Regions from separate parts of the Mus musculus genome. Here region 1 is linked to region 2. A link is a loop called in an ENCODE intact Hi-C map of the cell type or tissue named here. Cell type or tissue: heart. All regions are shown on one strand. Each heading gives the region's core, and the rest is flanking DNA. Links, peaks and the distances in the headings are about the cores only.

The links. Hi-C counts contacts between places; a loop is a spot of excess contacts. Peaks named below come from ENCODE experiments on the same cell type or tissue, not always from the same donor. Only the 100,000 strongest peaks of a DNase experiment are listed, where the experiment ranks them.
Region 1: it touches region 2 in a loop (3-fold over the local background); 10 of 42 quality-filtered maps call a loop at or near these places.

What each region holds. Positions count from the first base shown.
Region 1 is chr12:29,921,820-29,931,653 of GRCm38, forward strand. It overlaps Myt1l (myelin transcription factor 1-like), which reads left to right. Exons shown (of 25, transcript NM_001093775.1): 25 at 1-1,390. Gm31939 (a long non-coding RNA gene) reads right to left here. Exons shown (of 4, transcript XR_001780596.2): 3 at 6,410-6,498; 4 at 3,186-4,485. Among named protein-coding and RNA genes, the nearest start is that of Gm31939, 11 kb to the right of the region's middle. In heart, for the core only: a CTCF peak has its summit at 5,226 (motif pointing right); no DNase peak of the experiment used is centred there; H3K27me3 peaks cover 484 bases.
Region 2 is chr12:29,976,964-29,984,963 of GRCm38, forward strand. Pxdn (peroxidasin) reads left to right here. Exons shown (of 23, transcript NM_181395.2): 4 at 2,277-2,348; 5 at 5,331-5,402; 6 at 5,735-5,806; 7 at 7,466-7,635; 8 at 7,904-8,000. Among named protein-coding and RNA genes, the nearest start is that of Pxdn, 43 kb to the left of the region's middle. In heart, for the core only: no CTCF peak of the experiment used is centred there; DNase peaks (open chromatin) are centred at 3,270 and 5,096.

The sequences.
Region 1 (9,834 bases), core at 784-8,783, 54 kb before region 2:
GATCATCTTAGATTTGTCGATACCTTCGAAATTTGATGGTTTCATCCCAAATGACTGCACTATATGTATGCATACGGCCACTTTTGATTGCTGCGCCCCTTCTGAGTAGTCTTTGACAATGTGTTGTGTTCCCCGATGTCGACTTGATTTCCTTTTAGTAGCATCTCTCTCTTCCATGTCTTGATGTTATGCAGGAAGTACAAAAGTACTTTAAAATTTTGTTATGAAATAAAAAAAAAAAGGATGGGTTTTGTAAAAATAATAAAAAAAATATTTTTAGCAGAACAGGACTTACAGGGTCATTGTCCCCACAATGTGCCAGTCGGCTCTTTGCACTCGCCTTGTCCTATATATCCGTACGGAGGTGTGCAATCCTGTGTCAGTCGCCTTGTGACACTGAAGTGGATGAGTTATAGAGGAGGCCCTCGAGGCTGACCCAATACGGTTACTAAGGGAGACTACAGGGATCTCACGACAAACATTCTGATACAATACTCAACCTCGGTATATATATATATATATATATATATATACATATATATATATGTATAAATATAAGAATATCCCAGCGGCACTTTATACTGTTCACTGTACAAAAGCTTACAGTTTTCCACAAGGACTTTAATAACTAGCTGGGGAAAAGATTATGTAATTACTTGGGGCTCTGCAGGACCTTCTCTGTCCAGCGCCCCCTTTCTGTTGTGCGATTAGTTGTAGCTGCCATGCTCAGAATTGCCTTTTGAGAGCTGAAGCAAGGTGCTTACTGTCACCTGATGCCATACACATGGTCCCAGGCCCACACCCGGGGGGCCTCTGTTCATAGCGGCACATGCATTTCCCCACCGCGTCTTGTCTGCAGCTTCTTGGCCAATGTAGTAATGCTTTTAGTAGAGTAATAGGTAGTATCAGTTTGGATTCTTATTGTTATCACCTATGTACAATGGAGAGGGGTTCTAAGCACAAATCTGCTGCTCATGTAACGGTGGTACATAATATCAAATCAAAAGTTATCTGTGACTATATATAGGGATCACAAAGTGTCACATGTTAGAATGCTGACCTTCCACATGGGGTTATTGTGAGTCATCAGAGCATATTTATTATAACTTATTGTTCATATTCATTTCTAAGTTAATTTAAGTAATCATTTATTAAGACAGAATTTTGTATAAACTATTTATTGTGCTCTCTGTGGAACTGAAGTTTGATTTATTTTTGTACTACACGGCATGGGTTTGTTGACACTTTAATTTTGCTATAAATGTGTGGAATCACAAGTTGCTGTGATACTTCATTTTTAAATTGTGAACTTTGTACAAACTTTGTCATGCTGATGTGAACACATCTTACTCTGAATAAAAAGGTGTTGCCACGTTTGTAGCACGAAGGATCTCTAATGGGTCTGAGTCTTCACTGGAGCGTGCCATCTGGGCTCCTGGAGCCCTCCGCCTCCCTCTCCCACCCTGGGTCTCTTGCCTTTGGAGCAGCACTGTGGGATTAGGCTGGAACTTGGGGCACGTGTGGATACGCACCCCCGGGCATCATGCTTGCTGTGCTTCCCAGAGGACCGTTTATCTCATTTACTATCACCCCTGCCCCAGCTGAGATCCAGCCGAGGACCTGAGGTTGCTTAGGTGCAGATGTCTCCCAACAGCTTGGCATCCTTCTGCAACGCTCACGCTTCGAACAGCACTGCTGTTGGTGAGCGTAGGCCCATATCCTGAAGGGGCTCTCACAGGTTCTCCGTACCTGGAATGCAGTCTGGGATCACATAGTCGGTCAGGTACCTGCTCTGCCCATTGTGCTTCCCCATCACTACAGTTCCATGTGTCTGCCAGGACACAGAGGCTTCAAGGGGGCAGCACGGTCACTTCACAAAATGTCCCACGTTGGTTGTGTGATTGCAACCTTCTGGCTGATTCATTTCAAAGGACTGCTTTGTTCTTATACATAGTAGAGCACATGACATCACCTGGCTGTTACTGGTTATCAAACTCAGGAGCTCACAAAGGATGGAGTGCTACTTTCCAGGAGCACTATTAGCCAGGAGCTGAGCAAGAAGTCACCTATGAGATATAACTGGACCTTCACATGTAACACATGCACTATCCAATTCCATTAATAAAAGTTGCAGCTTAAAATTCCACAGTAGCCTCCTATAACATGCACAATACATAGAATATAAGAAAACAGCTCCTGTAATTTTGATTAAACTGGAAACTCGCTCCCAGCGGTGGCTTCTGCTGCTAAACACAAGTCAGGCGAGCTCCTCAGACCCCGTTCCAGCAGATTCCTTCTTGGACAGCTGGCAGCAGCAAGACAGTGCCTGGAGCTGCTGCTCAGATCTTCCAGGGCCAGCAGGTAAGCAGTGACCCTTTCCCTAGGGTCCTTCATGTCTGCCTCAGACCTGCCTGTAGAGTTCTAGTAACTGCTGTCTTTTGGAACAAATAAAGCTAATAGAAAGGCAGTTGTCAGTGTCTCAGGTCAGCCAACCTTGGAGCAACTCTAGAAGCAAGGTCATTATTTAAAACTATCCAAATAAAGTTCAGAATCTTAGAAAATAAAAATAAGATAAGCTCACTGGTCCCCGGTGTTTATTCTGAAAATATAAAGTGATTTTAAAGAATCCTAAAATCCTATGATGGAGAAATGAGTAGACAGATCTGAGAAATGCACTTTGCAGAGCATTGCAGAAGTGATGTAGCACTAACCAGGTGGAGTAAATCAAGTAAGTGGCCACAGCCCAGGGGGCAGCATCAGGGTGGGCTGAGTACACACAGGTAACCCAGAGGCAAAGCACGGCATTGCTGTGGGTCCAGAAAGAACAGAACAGGAAGATAAGGCAGGAAAATAGTCCAGGGCCACTGCCCTTAGAAAATCAGAAGAGGGGCCCTTGAAAGGCCATTGCTCCCAGCACAGCACCTCTGAGTAGGATAGCACATGCAGGACAAACAGCAAACAGTGGTTTCCCTTACTTGTGTCCCAGAGCCTTTTGTCTGAGATTACCCAATCTTCCTAGACTTTCCAGTCTCAAGTCTCAAGGAGAATGGTTTAAGCATGTATTGTGCATGCGAACACACATGCATGTGTGTGTGTGTGTCTTCATGTGAGAAATATTTATATATTGGGGGGATCTCTCTTTTCTTGTGTAGCCCTGGCTACCATAGAACTCATTCTGTAGGCCAGGCTAGCCTCAGACTCAGGGATCTGCCTGCCTTGGACTGGGATTAAAGGCATATGCACCATTGCCTAGCTTCAAGTTTTGGTTTTTATAACCACAATACCTAAGCACAAGAGCTGGGGATGATGAAGGGAAAAGCCATAGTCTGTGGCCACAGCAGATGTCCCTCCCTCCACAGGTGTTAAAACAGCTTTGCAAGCACAAAGGATGCAGGGCAGTGAGGAGATCAGTTGACAGTTGACAGCAGGTAATGGCAGTCACTCTTGGACCATGGTAATAGGCACTGATAACACAGGGTCCTGCTGAGTGCCCAGCCACACCTCCTTAGCTGGCCTCATCCCTGGGAGGGGCAGCAGCCTTTCCCAGCCCCTCCTCAGCACAGCCAGGACCGGGCTTCTCTTCCAGTCACAATGACTGACCTGATATTCTGGCAGCAGGACACATCTGCCTCTTCCCAGTTAGACAGACAGACAGACAGACAGACCCTGTAGTGCTTGAACTAAGTAAGATTACACAGAGGAACCAGGGTCTTAACCAACATGCAATTTAACTATGTGCCAAGAAAAGGTTCAAGCATTGCATTTTGTCTTTCTATTTTAATTGTGAGTGCACGAGAACACACACACACACACACACACACACACACACACACACACACACACACACACAGACACACGGCCATCCTTGCTCCAGAGCTCCAAAGGTCCTCTTCCTTCTCTTCTCCAAACTGCATGGGATCCGTTTCCCACTCTACTCTGTAATATTACTTATAGCATTTATGCTGCCTCAAGTTATTTTTCTTCATCAAGGCAAGATATGGAAACAAAGGATACATGAGTCTCAGCAAAACCCGTGGGTTACATGGGGGAGGCCTAGTGGTGGATATCTAGTAATTGAAGGAAAACAGGAGGGAGGAAATGGAACATGGAATTACCAGTCACCTCTCTGGACGTAAGAGGCGACATGGGCTCAGGTAAGTCACAGCTGTCTTCTCTTTGTCCTGCTATGTGGTCTGTGTTGGTTGAAAGGAGGGATGTGCCCCCTAGGCTCCTATATTTGGACACATGTCCCAGGTAGTGGAGCTGTAAAACCTTTGACAGGTGTATCCTTGCCAGAGGAAGTGTGTCACTGGGGACGGGCGTTGGGAGTTCAGAGCCTCACTCCATTTCCAGATTGTTCTCTCTGCTTCAGATTTTCAGTTACGAATGTGACCTTCCAGCTTCTTGCTTTTGCTGCCTGCTGCTGTGCTTCTCGGGCCCTGGTGGACTCTGCCTCTGGAACCCGTAAGTCCAATGAAGTTCTTTCTTTAATAAAATGCAAACAAAGATGTGTGTTTAGGAGCACTGGACCCCGCGTCTGGTCACCATCACTGCTTCTGTCAGAAGGACTCGAACAGGTGAACAGCAGAGGTGTCTTCAGTAAGGGAAGGTTCCAGAGGAGCTGCATGGCAGCTGCTAGCCTTAGGAAGCTAGGAATGGCCCTGGGTTTCATCCCCAACACCGTGTAAACTGTATACAGTGGTGCATGCCTGTAATCCCAAGACTTGGGACGTAGAGGTAGGAAGACAATATGCTAAAGGTCATGTGTAGGCATAGTGTGTGCAAGGTCAGCTTAAACTACAGATGGGGTGCAAGGGAGGGAAATGGAAAGAGAAAAAAGGAAAAGGTGAAATGAAAGAGAAGGGAAAAAGAAGAGAAGGGGAGGGCAGGTTAGTTGGGACCTTAAAGCCTAGCGAGTAACTTCAGAACACACTGAAAGCATACATCCAGCTACTGCTAAGACTCCGGAGAAGCTCACAGTAAGTTTACTCTCTTCAGAAGCCTTCAACCATACTTGGGTATGTCCCATCTTCTCCCTAAGCACCACTCCTTTTGTTAATGCTTGTGCCTAAATATTGGTTAAAAATCTCTTCCTAATAATAAATTCCAACTCTACATCTACTCTTAAAAAAAAAAAAACAGAAGCAAGCAAACAAAACCACATAAAAATGAAAAGGAAAGAAAATTCTGGCTTTCCTTGAGTGGAAAGAAGTTCCTGGACTCCATGCTCCAGGGGGCAGTGTGGAGCTGTCTCTAGCTCCTGTGTTCACTGCCTCTGCTACTGAGGCATAGTAGCTTATAACTGACAGCTGTCTGCCTGCGTATGGTGCTGGAGGGAACAGGTCAGGGACAAAGCAGGAAGGCAGACAGTGATGGCAGAGGAGTGGTGGCACAGTGGGTCGGTTCTGGCTTTGGAAAGGGAAAGACATCAAGTGTCCTTTCTCATCTACCCCAAGCCCACTGACGTTCATTCTCCAGAGAGGAAGGTCCTTTTACCAATGTGTGTATTTGAGAAATATTCTTCAGATGTTTCAGAGGATGCAGGGGTGGGAGCCTTGAGCCAGAGATCATGGGCAGCTAGTGAGAGCGGAGCCTGGGCTCAGGAAATGGTGGTGGTTCTAGACAAAGGGGTAGACACATTGCTTGGCTTGTGGGGAGCAAACAGAGACCTGGAGTTAGTAGAAAGGGGTACAGAGATCTGCTCTCGGGGCACACAACCAAGCCAGCTCACTGCAGTCCAAGAAGACAGATGCAGGGAAACAGCTCAGTTCTGGCAGAAGCTTGTGTGGCTGCAGCCCAGGAGCAGGTGCCATCAAGTCCTATGAAGGCAGTTGCAGGTAGAAGTTAGAAGTGGCTTAAGGCTGGCTGATGCTGAAGAGAGAGCAAGAAGCTTGGTGTGTATATGTGAATGTATGTGTGTGTGTGTGTGTGTGTGTGTGTGTGTGTGTGTGTGTGTGAATGTATGTGTATGTGTGTGTGTATGTGTGTGTGTGAATGTATGTGTGTGTATGTGAATGTATGTGTGTGTATGTGAATGTATGTGTGTGTATGAATGTGTGTGTGTTTGTGTGTGTGTATGTGAATGTATGTGTGTGTATGTGAATGTATGTGTGTGTATGAATGTGTGTGTGTGTTTGTGTGTGTGTATGTGAATGTATGTGTGTATATGAATGTGTGTGTGTGTGTTTGTGTGTGTGTGTATGTGAATGTATGTGTGTGTATGAATGTGTGTGTGTGTTTGTGTGTGTGTTTGTGTGTGTGTATGTGAATGTATGTGTGTGTGTATGTGAATGGATGTGTGTGTGTGTGTATGTGTATGTGTGTGTATCTGGACACTGCCCAACTCCATTATGCTAAGAAACCAGTGTCCCTGGAAGCCTGAAGGCAAACACTGAGCTTCTCGCCTTACCATCCTGTGTCCGGGGTGGGGAAGGATGTCTCTGATCTTCAGTCTGTGTGAGAAGGAGCTTTGCAGTTCCTACCCATGGTGTGACAGCTCTGAAAGGGACAAGCAAGCTGCATCAGGACCCTGAGAAAAGCAAGCACAGTCAGTTGACTATAAAGCTCCTCCTCTGTTTGGTAACCAGCAGCTTGGCCCAGCTGGCCCCAGCCTCCCTCCATCACTGGCTGACACTAAGGGAAGGTAGGGTCATGAGCCCGTTGTATCAAAAGCTAGATACTCAAGAAATAAAACTAGAGCATAGGAAAGCCCTCTACTAACCGAAATATATGCCCAGCCCAGGTCCGATGTTTTGTTTGTTTGTTTTGTAATAAACAGTCCAGATTTGGCTCTGTTTGGCTAAGAGAAATTTTTGGATTTTTTTTTCTGTTGCTTGTGTGTTTGCTTGTTTGTGACAGGGTTTCTGATATGTAGTCCTGACTGTCCTGGAGCTCACTATGTAGACCAGACTGGCCTTGAACTCACAGAGATCCACCTTTTACCTCCCCATTATTCAGATTAAAGGTGTGGGCCAATGCAACTGGCTTAAATATCCTGTTTAAAGAGTTTGATTCAGACAGGACTAGAAGCTAGAATGCCTGACATTCATTGTGAATGCCTGAAGAGCCAAAATGGGTGCAGAAGAATCCAGGGAGACCCTGTTGTCTCTATGAACACTGTCTGAATTTTCTATAATAAAATGAATTATTCCTATAATGTAAAATCTCTACATGGGACTCATGGGACTCTCCGAGGTACTCTGTTCTTGGGTTGCACCTCACAGAACAAAAGTTCACATCAAGAAGATCTGAAGGGAATGGCATAAGTTTCTCACCTCCTTTATGGATCAAGGGCATCTGTTCCATGGCAGGGCATACATGGCCTCTGGCATGATCTCTGGGAAACACTGGCACCTAGGCATCCCCCTGCCTCTAACACTGACCATCCATGGGCAATGTGATGTCAGAAACCTGTATCTTAAAAGAAGCAGGCCATGTCAGCCTGATGTCAGCAACATGACTGACCCATAAGCCAGGAGTTCAGAAATGCCAACTCATCGTTGTTTTGTACACATGAGTGATACAGAAGAGCGAGGCAGGTAACTCAGTTGGTGGAGCTCTTTTGTGGCATGTGTGAAGCCTGGGATTCGATTCCCAGCACTAGACGAATGAGCATGGGAATGCAGAACTGTAATTCTAAGCACCAAGGAAGTGGAGGCAGGAGGATGAGAAGTCAAGACCATCCTTAGCTACAATGTGAGTTTGATGTTAGAGACCTGTTGAGGAATACAAAAAGGAAAGGGGAAAGGAGAAACACAGAAAGGAAGGAGGGAGGGAGAGAGGGATAAAGAGATGGAAGGGAAATAATAATTTGCCCAAAGGGAGTATATCCCTTACAGTTATTATTGGTGCAGAGGGTTGGCTATCTTAAAGCGTACAGTCTGGTCTGGGAGCTCACTCTCATTGCTCCTCACTCTTTTCCAAACAGGGATGCCTTCCAGGTGCTTTTCAATTTCCTATCAATCTCAAGGCACACTCTTAGCGTTTCATAAATAAAACGATTCTTATGTTCTGAGTGGCCATTTTGTCCAGGGCTAGGAAGCTGGCCTCATCAGAGCAGGCGTTGGCTGCAGCTTGTTTTGGTTCTGAACTCAGAGAGAAAAGGGACATCGTTGTTGACCCCTCACTGCAAGATGATAACTGTTGGCAGTCACAGGGCAGGAAGCTTGGGTTCTACTCCTGGCTGAGCAGAGCTTTGGAGTCCAGTACTCAAAGCTCCTAAGTTACTGCGTGCTGTGGGACCATCAAGAGCATTCTCTGAACTTGTGTTGATTTACAAAGAAGGGTTCTAAAATTTTCTTGTACAATAATCTCATTAGTTTTTTAGCTGGGAGACATGCCGCTAGCTAAGTCCCATTTCTTAGGTTGTGTGCTTGGCATCCTTTGGTAAAACTGTCAGATATCTCGAGATGTTGACAAAAGCCCCTGACATGTTAGAAAGCCTGCCTCCAGGAGCCACCTTGGCACTTCCAAGTCAACAAGGGCTTTGCTACAGCTGGGAGTGGTAGTTGCCCACTCTCTTCTTAGAGTATCTACCCAGTCAGCTGATCACAGGCTCACTCTAGGCAGGACCTAATTAAGATTGTCACTCAGTGACAACCTGAGTGATAATCTGGAGAGTCAGCCTGCCTGGGAGTGGGTCTTTGGGCACTCTGCCGTGTATCCTCATTGGAGAGTTACAACAATACTCCTTACTAGCTCAGCAATCTGCTCAAAGCTCCTTTTCATTTTGTGAAAAATCATTAATCTAGAGAGATGTGGGCTTTTCTGTGTTTCTCAGAGCCTGAGTTTACCTTGTGGATTTGTCTGTGGTTGTGTATCAGGAGACAGCCTCCCCCCCCACCCAAAAATGTTAGTGGCCTGAGGAGTTTTCTTTTAAAGACCTCTCTACTCAGGTACAAAGTGGCATCCATGTTAAATGTTCTACAAGGCCAGATGGCTGGACTTCATCATTGTGGGTTTAAGTGTTGTAGAGAGATAGATTATTTTTAGTCCCTGGAAGCCATTTTCACCCACCCCTGTATCTGACCTGACATCCTCGTGACTTCCAAGAACTGTAAAGTGTATTTCTAGCAAGCTGCTAGTTTACACCAATCCAAAAGCTAAGAATGCCATCAAAGAACACCTAAAATCTGCAGCAGGGTTTCCCCTGCTTGGCTGTAACCCTCCTCCTCGTTGTCCCCACTAATGGATTTGGTAAATGTCCTTGATTGATAAAGTTGTTTGTTCTGTAATGGGTACTATCTTCTGTAGGATCTGGGATGAGCTAGGTCTGCAGAGCATTCACTTAGCATCGAAATGACCCACAGAAGATCTCAGGGCCCCAGCTCGGCCTCTTTGGAACCTGCATATAGCTCTAGTTCTGGCCCATTTTCAGGCTTGGAAATGTTTCTCTCTCTTAATAAACTATTTCCTTTCCTGTTAGTATACATGTGTCTCTATCTAAATCATTATTAGGAGACGTAAAACCTGGAAATAGCAGTCAACTCTCTCCAAACTCAGATCTGACCTTTAACACCATTTTGGGGCTCCCAAGTTACATCTTAACAGGTTGCTGAGAGCTTGTTGTTGCTGTTGTTCTTTTTTGATAAAGTGAGATTATCTTGTGGCTCTGGAAGTCTCTTAGATATAATTACAATCTGATTATCAGCCTTAGGCTGCCCAATGGGATTAAAGGCATATCTTTTTACAATAAATGTAATTTCTGGTGAGACTTCTAGAAAATTGCAGGTTTATAGCTACAAAAGGGAGTGTGCCTTATATGCTTAACCCTTAAGCATTGTCTACAGCTGTTTTAACATTACTGTTTTAAATAGCTCTGTAGGAAGCAAGTAT
Region 2 (8,000 bases), core at 1-8,000:
GGACAGGCTGCTAGGACTGGAGCCTAGTGTCTCCTGCAGCTTTACGCAGGTCCTGGCTAGCTTCATTCCTCAGTTCCCTAGGATTTTATCAGGAGAGTACTTTAATAATCACTATGATAATGGATTTTATTTGGAATTATTTAGAATATGTCTAAAATGTATTGATGTATTTTAACCTTGCGTATTATTAGTCAAAACATGTTTTTGGACTCTGGATAGTCCTTATTTCCTGGACCTCTGTTGTTTCTAGTGAGGCATTGGCCACTTACTTCATTCATATTTCTTGATAATGAGATGGCCTCTTGCAGCAGAGTTCATGGTACAAGGATGAAGTGTGAAATAAGAAATTACAATTGATTCTTAGAACATCAACTTTTTTATTCTTAAGAAATGCATTGTTTAAGTGTCTTTAATTTTATTTTTAAACTTTTGTGTGTGTGTGTGTGTGTGTGTGTGTGTGTGTGTGTGTGTGTGTGTGTGTGGTACTGGGCATGAAATCCAGAGATTTGCCCTTATACCTTTGAGCTGCCCCCCAAATCCTACCAGTGTCTTTATAAACACACATTCATATCTGCTCTGTATTTTGTACATCATTCAGAAGGACTCCATCTTTCTGCAATGGTAAAAGGCAATGTTCTTTGGTATTTTGCTTAAAGAAGTGGCCACAGGAGGCAGCTGTAACTCAGGCCTTCACTAAAGAGCCGTGTGCATAATTAACTCTATGGTTCTATTTAAGAATCCAGGGTGCATAAAGATTGAGTTTTTACTATCGCTTCATGCTTTCAAGCAGCCTGGAGGACCAATGCCCGTGTGGCTTTTGTTCTAGATGCTGGGCTATTGATGGGGATGGACAGGTCCTGGATGGTTTGTGTTAAGGTTTGTGGTTCTTTGAGGACCACTTTCTTGATTTGCACAGAGGGAAAAGGCAAGAGCATCTTTGGTGGGTTGCAGCAATTAAAGAGAGCACTTCTGGCGCCATGAAGTAGGTAGGACCTTGTACAGACAGACAGCAGGGAGTACAGTGAGTGATCTGATCCTGGGTGTCATACCACAAGAATTAAGGCAAAGAATACTGTCTTGTTTGTTTGTTTGTTTCCTTTTTCTTACACATCATCTTGTTAGTTGACATCCATGTCTTTTTTTATTTTAATTTTTTTAAAATTTGTATTAACGTTAGCACACAAAGTACTTGGTTTTATTATGACATCTTCATAACTGTGTGTCATTATACTTTCTCATTTGTTCCCAGACTCCCTTGCCCTCAGCGTGGCTCTTTTCCAGCTGGTTCTCTGCTGCGCTTTATTACCCGTATTCATTTCCACCTCTACTTCTCTCCTCCCTTAAGGTGTCATATTCTGCTCCTATGACATCCTTTCTAGTTTCATCATACAACACACAGCACGCACAGGCACGCACACACACACATTTTATAGAAACAGGTAGTTGTGCTAGATGCTGAGCCATTGGCTTGAAGTCTTAAGTTTTCACGTGACAGGGAATCATGGGAGAAGCTTGCTGTTTGACTTGTCCTTCTGCCTGTGTCACCGAGGAAAACAAACCAGTTTCAATAAAGTATAGTGCAGACACACCAGTCCCAGAGAGGGCGCCATCTCTTCTTACTCAGTGTGGCTGCTGAAGATTGGGTTATGAGGTGTAGTGCGGAACTGGCATGTCAGCATGCCGAGATGTGACACTGAGGTAGCTCTAGCACATATACTGCTCCCACACTGTTGATGAAGGTCACTTCATTGCAGTGCTTACTTGTCTTGGAATTCGATTATTGATTGTTTTAATTTCAACCATTGAAAAATGGAAAGCCCCTTTCTTAGATTGCAGGCCATTTCTAAACAGACCCTTGGAAAGCATCATGTCTGCTTTCCAGTATAAAGAATGGGGTTCTGGGTGGGAGAGACATTCAAGACATTTTCAGACAGCCTGCTTTTTGTGAGCTGTGCTGGTGTGCCTTTGTAGTAGAAAGTGCTGGTTATGATCTTACAGTCAATGCCTTTTACTTGTGTATGGGAGTCATTTTCTCTTCCCGGGCTTTGAAGCAGATGCCAGGACTCTAGTAGTCCCAGTAGGAGAATCCTTTGGTCCTTGAGGTGTAAGAGAAGTGACCATCGAGAGTGGCCTGGTACCCACAGTGTGATGTTTCCTTTATACCATCATGCAGTCATTGATTTTAAACTGTTCTCCATTGCGTCAACTCAGTTCTTCCCGCCTGGAGTTGAGAGCTCGTGTGTGTGCCTAATACTCCTCCATGTTTCTTGTTTCAGCTATTTGTACAAGAATGAGATCCAATCAATTGACAGGCAAGCATTTAAGGGACTTGCCTCTCTAGAGCAACTGTAAGTGTCCTCCATGCCGTCTGCCTTATTGCCTCCCACAGGGAGAGATGACTGGTTGCATGATGCATGTCTGTACTTTCTGGGGTGCAGGGAGGGTATGCATGACGAGGAGAAGCATCAGTGGGGCGTTTTTCACCCACCTCTCCCACCTTGCTCCCCTGCGCCCACCCAAGAGCAGACATTGCTGTGTTTCTTCTATGCATCAGACCCTGACCCTCCACCCATCACATCAGGAGCAGGGACGGAACTTGCTTTCCTGTCTAACAGTAAGAACTTTGGTGTTCACGTGGTGGTAGAGACAGACGTGTAAACAAGCAGGAGACAGATAGGCTATCATGATAGGAGCATCCAGCATGGGACACGTGCAGTTTCAATCATAGGGTTCATTGTTTTGGAGAGCAGAAGCCTTGTCCCCTTGTAGTTCTAGCAAGTGGGTGTTGAGTGTGCCAAAATGCTGTCTTTCTAAAGCATATGAACTAGACCTTGTTATGAAGTCAGTCATCATGGGGTCTTTTTCTTAGGCATAAAGTTCTAGTAAGATTATGGGGGTCTTCTGGTTTATGTGCCTTACTGGGTAACCTTTCACTCAGTAAGCTGAGGCAATCCTTGTGGGATTTCAGGCTATCTTGGGTTAGCAGTTTCACTGATGGAAAACAACTGTTAGTTTACGGCCAGAGTAGCCTTGCACTTGAGGCCTGTGCGTCTCTTCCTGTGTTAAGACTGGAGGACTGGCACAGATGGGTCAGGGCAGCAGCAGGTAGGGCCATGGAGTGCAGCAGCCCACATGGTACATCTATATCCCACATTTTGAGTCTCTGCGTAAACTGCTTCAGACAGATGAAACGGGGAATCCAGGTTATTGCAAAAGCTCTTGGAACTATCTCGAGGCTTTACAGATGTGGGAGATTGCAGAGGACGTGCTCTGTTTTCATGCAGACAGCACTAACCTGGCAGTGAGGCCACTGAAGGAGCCCAGCCAGGAGGAATTAGGAGCAAGAGGACTTGAGTGGTTTCCATAGCCAGCGGGGCTTTCTGCTCATCGGTGACAGGGAGCGGGATCCTGAGTCATAAGGGAGTTTAGAAAAACCTTAGGCGAGGAGAGACAGGATGCTGCAGCTGGGGTATGGCTTTCTTTCTGAGAATTGAATGCTGTAGTGAGACTGGGGGATAACCGCTTCCAGGTGGGATGAATGGTTCAGGTCAGTGTGTCAAAAAGGCCTCAGGCCTCAGGCTCTCTCTGATGCTTGTGCAGGGTCTGTTATTGGGAAAAGAGAGTTTCAACTGCCTCTGCTTCAGGGTCTCTCTACCCTCTCCTGTAGAAGATGCATGTTCTTAACACTCAGCTGGGTCTGTGGGAATTGGGAAGCCATGAAGTCCTGAATGAAGAGCCCAGGGGCAGCACTCCTCAGGGGGCCCTTGTCAGCTCCAGAGTTAGTAGCTGATTCAGCAAAGATAGTCCATGTAACATGAGGAGTCCCTCCCTGTGCTCCAGTTTTCTCAGACACCCAGAGAAGGGTAATGGTGCCCAGAATCTATCTGGAGCCCCAACAGTCCAGAGTTCTACAAACCCTGAAAGCCACTGCCCTCGATGCTTCTCGGGGAAGGATGTCTAAGACCCACCTGTTCAAACTTCACTGCAGGCTAAAGGGCTTTGAACACAAACCGTGATGCCTGTCCTTGTAGGGCTCTTGAATATCTGTCTTTGTTCCCTCTTGTTCTTCCAGTTTAGATCAGGACTTAGGTTTAACCAGAGACTTCCCAGAAGCCCCCCAGTGTTGATGGTTTATGTGAGCCATAGGGCCTGGGGACCAGAGGAATATGCGTGTTGGCCTACGCTGCCTAGCACACACCACACCTCATGGGGAGTAAGGATGTCTCTTTGCCCCTGTCTCCTTTGATGTCCTTGGATCAGATGATGTACTGGGGCAGTCACTGACATTGGTGCTCTTTTCTTGTCTTGTAAACACTTTGTCATATAGGGAGCGAGGGTTACAAACCTGCACCCAAGGATGGTCATGGAGACCATGGTACTGTGTGTCTGAGGAAGGACAGGTGGGCGTGGACTGCGGCCCTCTGAGATTAGGAGGCTCTGGACTGGTTCTGCCCAGAGAGTTGCCAGGGAATGAAGCCCATATAGGGACCCAGGAGTAACAGTTAATTAATCTCAGAGTTAATGTAAATGGATTTGAAGAACAACAAGGCTTTATATGGAGTTATGGTGATGAAGACTGTATGTTGTTTCTGCTGCTTGTTTCTGTCTTTGGCCCTTCATTGAATAAGAGCATCTGTTACCATGGCCACCTGAGTGGAGCCTTCTCTCTAGGCCAGTGAATAAGAACTTGATTGATGTTGTCTTGAATAAAAAAAAAGTACCCATGATTCAAAAACAGCAAACTAGCACCCAGGAGAATGAAATTAGCTACATTCCAAATTGTAAATTGTTTGAACTAAGGCGACATCTTAAATAGGAAGCCATATGGCCTCTGGGTATTCAGTATGACCAGAGGAGCTCTGGGAAGTCCATCGCCTCATATGACTTAGAGCTGCTTATCTCCTGCCTGGGTGCCTGGTTTTGTATCTACAGCATTCTTAGTGTCACATGGAAGCTTTGACAGTTTCAAGTGCAGGGGTGCTGTGGATGGCACACGGACAGTGGTCCTGTCTGCTGGGCTGCTTTTGGTTTTTCCTTGTTATCTCTCACTGGGTATTTTATAGATTATTGTGAAGTGTCTGGGCCACCATCACTTGGGTTCCTGGAGACCCAGGGCTTAAGTCCTGAGGTATTTATTGCCTGTGGGTCATCCAAGTACAAGGCAGCCTGCCTGCTCTCACTTGTGTCTTCTTGCCTCCATACACCGGGCAGAGCACAGGGAGGTACCTAGTGGTATGTGGATACGAAGTGCGGGAAAACTTTGGAGCCCAAAATCTGGGTTGGCAAAGGTCGGTAAGTCATTCACATTGTGTGGCTGTTTTATCCCCTAGGTACCTGCACTTTAATCAGATAGAAACGCTGGACCCTGAATCCTTCCAGCACCTGCCAAAGCTGGAGAGACTGTGAGTCCTGCTTCCTTCTTTAATCTGTAGTTGGGCCCTAGCTCCTGCTGCCTGAACAGTGAACATCAGCTTAACACTTCCATGATGCTTCGGTGTAAAATCCAACTCTTGGCCAATCATCAGAAGTGGGACTCAATATTTTATGTCTTTGAATGGTAGTAAAATAGCAAAGAAATATGATTATTTCTTGAACCAAAGCACATAGCTGTCAAATCCACTCATTAAATAAATACAGCTAATAAGATGTTGGATCTCTTGGGCTCATTTTCATATGTTTAGGATGTTATTGTTGTTGATGCTAAGTAACGCCTTTCTGTTTTCTCTCCCCACAGGTTTTTGCACAACAACCGTATCACGCACTTAGTTCCTGGGACGTTCAGTCAGTTAGAGTCCATGAAACGGCTGTAAGTGTGTATTCAGATGTCTGTGTGTTCATGGGAGTGTTCATGGGAGGCCCTCTCTCCTAGTTCTCTCATTTGGCCTTTCTGTGGACTGGGCAAGCATTTCCAGCTTCAGCGAAGCCTTCAGAGGCATCTCTATGCCAGGAAGGCAGGCCTGTTAAGCCTATCTCAGTGTGAAGAGGCAAGCCCGTGACCCTGCTGTATGCGGCAGCAGGCTGATCCTTTAATAAGGATCTTGACACAGCTTTTTAAATTATGTTTAAATTCCCCCAATTAAGTTTTAATTGCGAGGTGCATATTTTACCAGTGAGAATGAAAGCCAGTCTGGAAGCAACTTCATGTGCATACGTCCAGTACCTCTTCTTGATATCCACCTACTTGAATAAGCAAACTGATACACATTTTTTTAATGCCTCAAGAAGTAAGCTTTGCATACTTATTATTGTAAGGGAATTGGAGGACTTTAGTTCTAATGGATTTCTTTAACACCCTGGATTGTTTGCCCTGTGCCCTTAAGAGCACTTGCCCAATTAAGAAGTTACTGGAATGTAATAGACAGACTCTCACAGACCATACATTTAGGTAAAACACCAATGTACATAGAGGAAAAACAAACAAAATTTTAAAATAAAGAAAGAAACACAGGGAGCGATTGAAGGCGTGCGCGTGCACAGGGCAGGCCTCACTCGGAACAGCCTGCTCACAGGTGCTTTAGATGGGGCTGTGTCTCCAGTCCGGTTTTTCCTGCCCGTGTCCACTCATATCAGCAGGAATGGCACCTTTTCCTATCTGTGTAGTCTGGTCGGAGGCTGATGTGTCGCTGCAGTTTCATTTAGCATCTCTACCTTATAAGCGGTAGAGGTGGGCTTCATCTCCTCGTGAGCTGTTACTTTATCATCCATGAGACAAAGACTCATCAGGAAAAGGAATCAGGCCAGGTGAATTCTCATTAGGGTGGGAAGACAGGATGACAACTCATCTTTGGTAGGTAAGAGGGAGGAAAGCATTGCCAGATAAATGGCACAGAAAGCAGCCCAGGAGGACTCAGAGCAGAGGGTGGGGCAGCCAGTGGACTAGCCTGCAGATGGATTTCCCTATTCGCGGCTTCAGAGAGACACACTCCTCTTTTAGAGGAATTCCAACCCTTCTTACCCCATACATTCCTTCCTTCGCTGGCTCTACATTGCTCAAGCAGGAGCAACCTAGATTTGGAGATAAGCTGAACCCATCAGAGTTGGCCTTGCCCCTCTATGGCCTCACTGAAATATCCTCTCTTAAGGAGCAGTCGAGATGGAGTGGCCGCCTTCCAGCTGACTCAACTGGCTAGGGTAGACTGGACAGATGTGCCTTGGTGAACTGCCCATCCAGACTCACCAACTGCCCCCTTGATCTTGTTATGGCTGTAGGGTCCTGGTATTCAGAAGTAGATTCCAGGCTGGGTGCCCCAGCAAGTGGTAGCTCTTATCCCACCCAGTGTCCATCTCTTGTCTGAGCATAGGGTGCTGCATCTTGTCTGCCGTGTCTCCTCATCACATGATTAATGCCTATATGCTCATCACAATTGGCATGCCTTAAGGCTCCAGAACCTGGAAGTTGATCTATCCAGGATGGCTCACTGTCTCCTTAACTCCTGGGTGTCTTCTTGGCTTTTTCTTCCCACAGGCGATTGGACTCGAATGCACTCCACTGTGACTGTGAAATCCTATGGCTAGCGGATCTACTGAAGACCTACGCCCAATCTGGAAACGCACAAGCAGCAGCTACATGCGAGTATCCCAGACGCATCCAAGGACGCTCTGTGGCTACCATCACCCCAGAAGAGCTGAACTGTGGTGAGTGTGTCCCGGAGACCCTACTGAAGGACCAGTGTGACCCCAGAAGTCCAGGCTTATCCCCAGTTCACGTTGCAGAGGAAGGCTTGTCTTCCATCACCGATGACTGAAACTCTAGAAAGACAACTTGTCATTTGTTTGGGGGTGGGGTGGGGGGGTCTGTTCTGAGATGTGTATTTAGGCCATCCCTGCCATGAGGAATCCAGTTTGGGTTCCCACACACGTGAGCCTCACATTTTTCTCTGTGGTGTTTGTTCCTTGCATGTAGAAAGGCCCCGGATTACCTCAGAGCCACAGGATGCAGATGTCACCTCAGGGAACACAGTGTACTTCACCTGCAGAGCTGAGGGCAACCCCAAACCTGA